Linked DNA regions of Mus musculus: all the other regions are linked to region 1. The links are chromatin loops, found by intact Hi-C in ENCODE. Cell type or tissue: gastrocnemius. All regions are shown on one strand. Links, peaks and the distances in the headings refer to the core of each region. The heading gives the core; the rest is flanking DNA.

Evidence for each region. Peaks named below come from ENCODE experiments on the same cell type or tissue, not always from the same donor. Only the 100,000 strongest peaks of a DNase experiment are listed, where the experiment ranks them.
Region 2: a loop joins it to region 1, with 3 times the contacts of the local background. A loop is called at or near these places in 13 of 42 quality-filtered maps.
Region 3: it touches region 1 in a loop (2.9-fold over the local background); 8 of 42 quality-filtered maps call a loop at or near these places.

Annotation. Positions count from the first base shown.
Region 1 is chr15:26,894,132-26,897,785 of GRCm38, reverse strand. It overlaps Fbxl7 (F-box and leucine-rich repeat protein 7), which reads left to right and starts at 2,222. Exons shown (of 4, transcript NM_176959.3): 1 at 2,222-2,773. The coding sequence starts at 2,737. In gastrocnemius, for the core only: a CTCF peak has its summit at 2,212; DNase peaks (open chromatin) are centred at 2,242 and 2,741; H3K4me3 peaks cover 2,312 bases; H3K27ac peaks cover 2,035 bases.
Region 2 is chr15:26,638,596-26,641,095 of GRCm38, reverse strand. The region is part of intron 2 of Fbxl7 (F-box and leucine-rich repeat protein 7); the gene reads left to right. Among named protein-coding and RNA genes, the nearest start is that of Gm52205, 25 kb to the left of the region's middle. In gastrocnemius, for the core only: a CTCF peak has its summit at 1,150 (motif pointing left); no DNase peak of the experiment used is centred there.
Region 3 is chr15:26,618,932-26,621,431 of GRCm38, reverse strand. All of the region lies in intron 2 of Fbxl7 (F-box and leucine-rich repeat protein 7), which reads left to right. Among named protein-coding and RNA genes, the nearest start is that of Gm52205, 45 kb to the left of the region's middle. In gastrocnemius, for the core only: a CTCF peak has its summit at 1,008 (motif pointing left); DNase peaks (open chromatin) are centred at 972 and 1,984.

The sequences.
Region 1 (3,654 bases), core at 1,155-3,654:
TCCTTGTGTTAGGAGCTAGGCTGGGAAGTCAAGTATGTTGGTGAAATACATATTAGTTCTCAAGAGGCTTGTAAATTGGTGATGAAAATTTGGGGGTTGGTAAGTATGCAAAAAACAAATTTTGGGCCTGCATAAAATCATTTATGCAACATTTTAATTTTGAAAAGTAGTGTGTATACTCAAATATGAATACACCTTGATGTTTAACAAGAATACTAATTTTCTTTCTTTTGATTACTGTTCTCAAACGTTCATGACGAGTAGGCCAACAAATATTTGTGTCAACTTCTATTTTTTTGAGTGATGTTAAGCATTTTTTTTTCCTATTTTGTTTTACAACATGCTTGTCCCAGGCAGCTTTACTTGAATAGTAAAGATCTTGGTAGATGGGCAGATCAAAAGACCAGGTCATTGACTCTGTGTTGAGTAATGGCCAAGTCAAGGCAACCCCTGGACTGGTAGGACGGAAGCTGGGTAGTCTGGAGCTCTCCTCTGAGGACTCTGGGTGGCTGAACTTTTTGAGCCTTGGTTTTGTTTTTCATCATTTCCATACTTTGTAAACCACAAAGAGGGACAGAGAGCATAAGCATAACAAACTGAAAATGCCACACCAAGCCTGAGATGAGCCTCACTTGCTTTCCTGAGTTAGTGCTGTCTATCCTCAGCTAAGCTGCCAAAAGGGTAAAATTCGCACAGTTTCTTAAATGGAGACATGAAACCTCCTGAACCAAGGGCTGTAGATTATCTCGGTGGGTAGACAGTGTTTGCCCTGCATGAATGAAGTCCTGGGTTTGTTCTTTTGCACCATATAAACCCAGGTAGGAGACAGATGCCTGCAACCCTAGCAATTTTGAGGGGGAGTGGAGGCAGATTGCTCAGATTTTCAAAGTCACCCCAAGGACCAGGCAGAATCCATCTTGTGCAGGAAGACAGCCCTGCTGTCTACTCATTTTTAGATTGATTTTGTGTTTTCTAGCAGAATCTTGTAGGGAGCCCATCATAAATTAATTTTAATTTTAATGTTTTTAATTTTATCTCATTAGACAAGTGTTTAGGAATTACACATTACTGTTTAGATATTTTAAAAGACATTAAAACATTCTTTTATGGCTTTGGAGTAGAAGACAAAAAAGGTTCCCAACACAATAATTATTCTGTTCTATCTTTGAACGTTTACACGTTTACTTAAGAATATGGTATCTGCATGGTTAAGGATAGATTTTAAACTTTGAAACATAATGTTTTATCTTTAATGAAGAGCATTGTAGGAACTCATCTAAGGAGAATTTACAAGAAGTCAAATCATCTCATAAGAAGCCATTGTTTACTAACTCCTGGGTTTCTATTCAAGAATTATGTATATATAAAGATAAACATATCACTAAGCTTTAATTTAATTTACAACATCTGTAAGGAGAAACTGCTGCGTGTTCGTTTCACCACCAAAAAAATCTGCGTGAACAACGTTCTGATCTTCAGTGAGACTTTCTAGGCACTTACATAGAAATGGAGTAGGACATTAAGATTCTCTATCTTTTTTTTTTCCCTATTTAATGGAAGGAACACCAAAGGGCGATTTAAAGGAGGAGGGGGCTTTGCAAACGCCACGTAAATCTCCAAACGAAGTAGTAAGTTACTAAATAAAAGATGGCATCAACTACAAGAAGAAAAATAAATAAATAAATGAGGAGGGAAAAAAAAGTCGTGTCTCGGAAGCTTTCAAAACTTCAGAGCCAGGAAACCTCCTTCTCAGGGCGGGGAATGTCTTTGCTCTCCAGAGACCACTCCCTTGCTAAGTTCCTCTCAAGTTTTCCTTACCCCTCCTCCATTCCTCGCGTTAGCCCCGAAACCCAAGGAGCCGCTGGAGATTGCCAGCACAGGTACCAGAAATGTGCCAGAACCGGACACTGACTGCATGTTTCTAGTAAACGTCACAAATGGGCCATTTTTTTTGTAGACAACTCCAGGGGAATTCGAAGAACGTCTTGAAGCCCACAGTCCACAGAAAACACAGCGCGCAGCACGGTCCTTCACGCCGGAGGGTTCGCGAGTGGCACGGAGAGCCAGAGCCCTGGCGGGGACCAGGAGCCGGAGCCCGGAAAAGGCGTGCTGCCCCTTTAAAAGGCCGCGCATCTCCGGGCCGGCCTTCCTCCCGGGGGCTCCAGCTGTGATTGACGCTGGGCGGCGAGAGGAGGCGCCTGGCGCTAACAAAAGTCCGGCCCGCAGGCGAGCAGCGCCGGGCCACAAGTCTCTGCTCACTCGGGGCACCGCAACAAGTGGCCGCCGCGCCCTCCCCGGGGAAGCCGCGGACGCACGGGGGCGCAGGGCGGAGGCGGAGGCCGAGGAGCCGGACAGCCTGGGGCAGGCGCGGCTCGGCTCGCACGGCTGGGGACCGCGGAGGCGCATGGGGACCCCACGGCGGTGGAGCGGCGAGTCTAGGGGCGGCACCCGGGCGCGGGCTGTGCTTCGCGCTGCTCCCACTCGCCCGGAGCGCGGAATCTGAGAGCTCCGGTGGTTGCTCTGGAGCTGGCTCGCCACCCTCGGGGGTGCCAGGAGCGGACCTAGTCCCACCCCTCCGGTCGCAGAGCACTGCGGACCCCCAAGCCCAAATCGGCCCTTGGAAGGGGCATGTGCAGCTAAGGGTCCGGTCCTGCCCGCTTTCCTCTGCCCCGCCGCCTGGGAGGTGCGCCCCAGCTATGCAGTGTCCAGGGAGGAGGCGGGCATGACGGCGACAGGATGGGCGCGAACAATGGCAAACAGTACGGCAGTGAGGGTGAGTGGGCCGAACGTACCCCCTCCCCCGACTCCCGGATCGCGCCCCCTCCCTTTCCTCTCGCACACAGCTCAGGCGCACCCTACTTTGGTGACGTCGGGGTAGCCGGCTTCCCTTTGGGCTCTGCTTGATCCAGTCTCTGGTACCTGGACGTGCCTTTCCACCACTGGGGTCTCTTAAGCAATTTTCCAGGTTGTCTTTAGGACTGCTCAAGTTGCATTTCTGCTGTGTTTCTGAACACGTGTGCCCCAGCTTTTCCTTCTCTGCGCACCTTGGTCTAGGTGATGGTTTGGCAGAGAATTGAAGCAGTCAAAACTTTCCCAGGCCTTTTTGTGCTTTAGTCCTCTGGACTTCCTCCTATCAGGAAAAAAACTTCGGGAAGAAGTTAAGCTTCCATTCTTTGCTAACTGCCCTGGTCTGACAGGTCTGTGAAACTAACCACCTATGGGTCCCGCGAGGCATGGAGTGGCTGGGAGCTTTGTCTGGGCTCTCTCGAGGCTCAAGACAGGCAGAGCACCATCTGTTACTCGGGGCTGGAAATTGCACAGAAATATTGCCTGTCAAGTGAGTACTTGGAAGTTGGGGGAAACTTTAAACTCCGCCTACTCCTAAAGGGATGATGGATGTGTGGGTTGCCTCCTCAGTCCCGCCTTCCCCGCTTTGCATAATACCAGTAGTGTTTTAACCCCTGTGATTAACAGCATGTCCCTGATATGCACAAAGCAAAGACATTTTCTACAGTTCAAGAGTTAAGGTCTGTATCGAGTGAACCTGGTTGAAAGGAGTGAGGAGACTGGGTTGGCTTTCCTGCCTTTCCCCAGAGCACAGGCGGTTACAAAGGAGGGAAGAGCCCTTTCAGACTGGCAGGAATGCAGAATAGC
Region 2 (2,500 bases), core at 1-2,500, 260 kb after region 1:
GTGCAATTCCTGAAGGTTGTTGTGGTAGTTACCAACAATCTGGTGGTTTGAAACGTTGAGCCTTTAGTCTGTCATAGTCCTGGAAGGCAGACATCTGAAACTCAGTTACCAACACTGGTAACAGATAATACAAATTCAAGAGACACATGAGAATGAAATCGTTTTTAATATACAATTCTACAAACATGAACCCCAACATGAGTGTAAGGCAGCAATGAATGCCATTCCCTTTGGAGCAGTATAGTGGGTTTTAAAGTCCCTTGATGGTGAAAAGTTCCTGTCCTGTCTTTCCATAGGCCATGACTCTCCCCCTTCCCAAATTTCTTTTCCTGTTGGTTAAAGGCACAGAGTTATCTGATAACTAATTTGGGCACTGAGATGGCAGCTGTCCATGACCCCGGGCTCAGTGCTGCAGCAGACAACCTGTAACTCTGCAGCTCTCAGAGTTCCGAGATATGTGGTGCCAGCCCCCAGCTAGGGTATAAAGAGACCTCGTGCCTCCCACTTTTCTAACCCTATCCCCTTCCTAGGTTTTGTTCTCAGGTCAATCATGTTGTTCTGTACATGTGGTCATTTGTTCAACAAATATTTGAGTACCTCTCTTAAGCAAGATTATAAGGCATACTGGGTGGAGGACAGGTACTAGCATGAACTTGATCTTTGACTTGGGATATCAATTAGAGTTTAAAGCATTGTCCTAGATAAAACCCAGCAACAGCAACACGAGTCCATCATGAACACTGAGCAACCAGCTGTGTTGAGCATAGTCTGTTCCCTTATCCACCTGCATTGTGCTCACTGTGGCTCTCATTTCCACACGCATGTGCACACATTTTTATAATGCCCAGAGCCCTCAAAGGCTTTCTTTAAGCAGTTGAGTCACCCACTAAACCCATCACACTGCCCGTTCAAGGGAAGTTGATCTAAGGAGCCAATGGAAGGAGGGATAATCATCGGTGTCCTTTTCATCCAGGATGTAACAGAAATCGTGTCTCTATTTACTAAAAAGCAAAATTGGGCAGCCAGTTTGCTTGTGGTATAAAATCCTTTCCCATGTAGTTGTAACCGTTTCATGGAAAGTTCACCATGTTCTTAGAGAATAACCGATTCCTCTGTTAATCATTGAATCCCACTACAGTGACATCTCCTGGCCGATGTGAGAGATGACAGGTAGACCTCTGAGGGATTTGAAATTCTTGAGATCAAAAAGCAATGAGAGAAAATTTGGTTTATCGGATGCCTGCTTTCCAACCTCCAGCATTGTATAATATTCGATTCCTATTCTGATTATCCCTACCTTCAGAGCAAAGACGGTTTGAGAAACCTAAAATAATAGTAGCTCTGTTTACTAAGGAGAAATCAATAAAGTGAAGTCGAAGAAAAAGACACAACATGGTTCTAGTGAGAAGACCCCGTGGGAAATGACGGCAGGGACTTGTAACGTTAGATAGTCAGGCTTTCTGCTCAGAGACTCTCAACCCTCTCCTTATCTTTGCATACAAGTTGGAAGACAGGCTATAAAAAAACTATCTTTTTTTTTTTTTTTTTTTTTTTTTTTTTTTTTTTGCTTTGGGATTCAAGGCTGACCAGTGATCACACAATTGTGTGCTGACTTTCGGCTCCTTTATTCACGTTTTACAACAAAACAGCCATTGTTTACAGCCTAATAATAATATAATTGCAGACAGGCAGGAATAAAAACACAAAAGGTCTTTCCTCCACAGATAGAAAGTTGGCTTTGATACAGGCCAGGGAGAGCAAACTGGGTGCATTTCCTGTGAAAATGTTTTTTTCATGATGTCGTAATGCAAATTGCTCATGGAGCTTTTAAAGACTTAGAACTTCTAAGATGTACCCTGCATGCTACTCTGCTGTGCTTCCTTGATGGTCTGCCTCACATCCAGCCTGGTTTCCCCCCTCCACCCCCACCCACATCTCTGTCTTTCTGTCTCTGTTTCTTTCTCTCTCAGTGTCTGTCTTTTTCTCTGTCTCTATCTCTCTCTCTGTCTCTGTCTCTGTCTCTCTCTGTCTCTCTCTCTCTCTCTCTCTCTGTGTGTGTGTGTGTGTGTGTGTGTGTGTGTGTGTGTAGTGTCTCTGGAGCTGTCTATTCATCTCTGTTTTCTTCCATAGCAAATGAGGAAGGTAGAAACTCTGTGGTTGTCACAGAAATGTATCCAAGGCACCTTGGTAATGTGAGATAAAACTGGAGTAGCTCCTACAGTACTAGAAACCCCTTCTTCTAAGGGGACCTTGATGTTTTGTTGTTCTAAGTATGTAAGATTGCTGTCCAGATAGGATATAGCTTAACCTTGATTCACTTTTTCACATTTGAGCTATAAAATGCAATTTTAGAAGCTAACATGTTTGAGAGGTCTGTAGGTCTTAAAAAGTAAAGAGTTCTAATATCAATACTCATAAGTGACAAATAATGTAATTGTCCTCAATATACCATTGTATTATGTCAACCAAAAATATTTATGTCCTAAACACACTATTAATT
Region 3 (2,500 bases), core at 1-2,500, 280 kb after region 1:
CGTGTAATCATAACTAGACAAGTCTCTGAAGAAATGCTAGTTCGCATCTAAGCCATTTTCCTACTTTTGGAGCATGCCAGTGGGTGTCTTTGTCCATGTCCAGATGAACGGACACGTGTAGGTTGTAGCTCCACACTCCACTGAGTCCAAGATGTGTCAACAGGAAAGAGTCATTAGTGAATTCTTTCATCATCCTTGTACTTACTTGTACAATTATGATCATTAGTTTCTCTCAATCACAGACCTCTGAGCTCATCATGGTCTCTGCAACCTTTCATTTGAAAATAATGGGCCTGTGTTTCAAGAGCGTATGTAATCTCGTACTTACTTCCTGGTAGGAGACTAGTACTCGCTGCAATTTGACATAACGGCAGGTGTAGTCAATGCGCTAGAATGGGAGGTTCTTCGTCATCATCTCCAGCCTTTCACTACATTCAGAAACCTAACTCTGGTGAAGCTCGGGTGCTGCTGCTTGAAGACTTCTCCAGGTATCTCACTCATGTGAGGAGTGTTCTATTGGCTTTCATAACTTTTCTCACAGTTGGCCCAGACTTTCCTTCCCTCTGTCGGAGCCCTGTGCTCTCGGGTAATGTACATGTCTCTTTGGAGAGCATCACAAGTGATCAAAGTCTACACACCCAGGCATCTGATGCCCTACCACTTATCATCAATGTTTCCTATTATATCAGAAAAATGTCTTCCTTCTCCCCGAAGCACCTATTCTGCATATGGTCCAGGCCAGCATTCTCCCCATCTCCTAGACTCTCCAAGTGAATGAAATGTTCTAATAAAAGCCAAAGGATGAGGATTCATTGCCTTGGTGTGAAAACAGCACTGAAAATAAGCATAAACCATTTTCATTCCCCCAAATGTATTTTGAAAATATGTAATTCTTACCCAGCTGCGGCTCCTTCTCCAGAATGCTTCCCGGGGACGGCCTGACCCTGAGTTGGATGCCAAGGTTTGCCTTTGTTTGTTTGCTTGGGATGTTGGTGCCCTCTGCTGTTCTGAGCAACTGTATGGCATGTGCGTTTCCACAGAAAACTCAGGATGGAAAACATAAGGCTTTGTCCTTTGTAAGAAGGTAAAATAGTTTCTGTGACTGAGATCCGCCATTTAAAAGCTAAGTAAATCTCAAAGAAGAACACTCTATGCAATGAAATAAACGTCCTCAGATTTCGGAAGCACCGCTCTGGGGCCTCAGTAACCAAGCCTCACCCACTGACTGGTGAAGGGGAAAAAAAAGATACTTTTTTTTCACAGGGAATAATATTGAATACTTTCGGGATTTTCTCAGTATTTTGTGGAGATTTCTTCCCTGAGTCATAAATATCCATAAACTTAAAGACAGTTTAAAAATTGCCAGAAGAGTCTTTTCACAAACATGACAGCAAAATTTTGAGACGCTAAAAGAGTTTCCAGCCCAGTCTGTGAAGTTCAGATTTGAACCTAATTCATTATTATATGTTTTTATGTGAGTAAATCAAATATATTAATTTGGGGAATATGAGATAGCATAAACTTTCTGTTTTTTTTTATTTTAAGCCAAAATAAATAATAAACAGTCAGATTTTAGAAGTAACTTAATTATCTTGGCATTTATTTAAGAAAACCTATAAGCTATGTTGGGTGACTTAAAAGTCCAGCTTTCAAAATTTATTTTCTTGTTATGCTTGTTAATGCGGCCTCTGAACAAGTAATTATATTCATAGAACTATTGTAGTTACTCTTATTTCTGTGTGATTACTAGACACCAAAAAAGCTTGGAATTCCTCCATAAATATATTTCTTGAGTTTAGCCCAGCAAAGTCATGTTTATTAGTTGAAAAAAAAAATAAGACTTTATAGGAGATATAAAGTCTCAATCCATTAAAAACCACCACCTATTTTGTTTTAAAATACCAAACAGACCCTACAGCTCATCACACGGGCAGCTTTGCAGTTTATTTATTTAGGACTGTCTGAGGCTTCCACTGGCTTCGCGCCAACAGACGGAGGCCATGTGCTTCTCGGGGAAGAAGACTGGCCAGTTAGCATAGAAATGCAAAGGCTTTTCAATTCCCCGTGTAGAACCTGGAGCTGTGAAATTTTACTGTGGATGGTGCCATTTCTGAATCTGAATGCATCCAGCTCCACAGGGGACGCTTTCACCCACACTCTCTCATTTTCTACTAAGGTGTCCTGGATCTTTTATCTAAACTATTAAAGATGTGAAGTGCAAATATACAAAAGCCATTCCGTCTAACAACGTACGCTATACAATTAGAATCTATGAGAGGTGCCTTTGCTGCTTATCATTGCCTCTTGCAATAGACCTGGGGGGGGGGGGGTAAAGGCTCAGCAGCTATCAACTATCATGTTGGAAGTGAGGTCAAATATATGCTTAGCTCCTGCATATTCCTGAGCCAGTGCTGACTGCACTCTGCCTGAAGTTCATTGTGGGGTTTCCTGCAAAAGCCACGGCTGGCAGGGTAACAATCTGCATGAGGCTAGAAGGAAA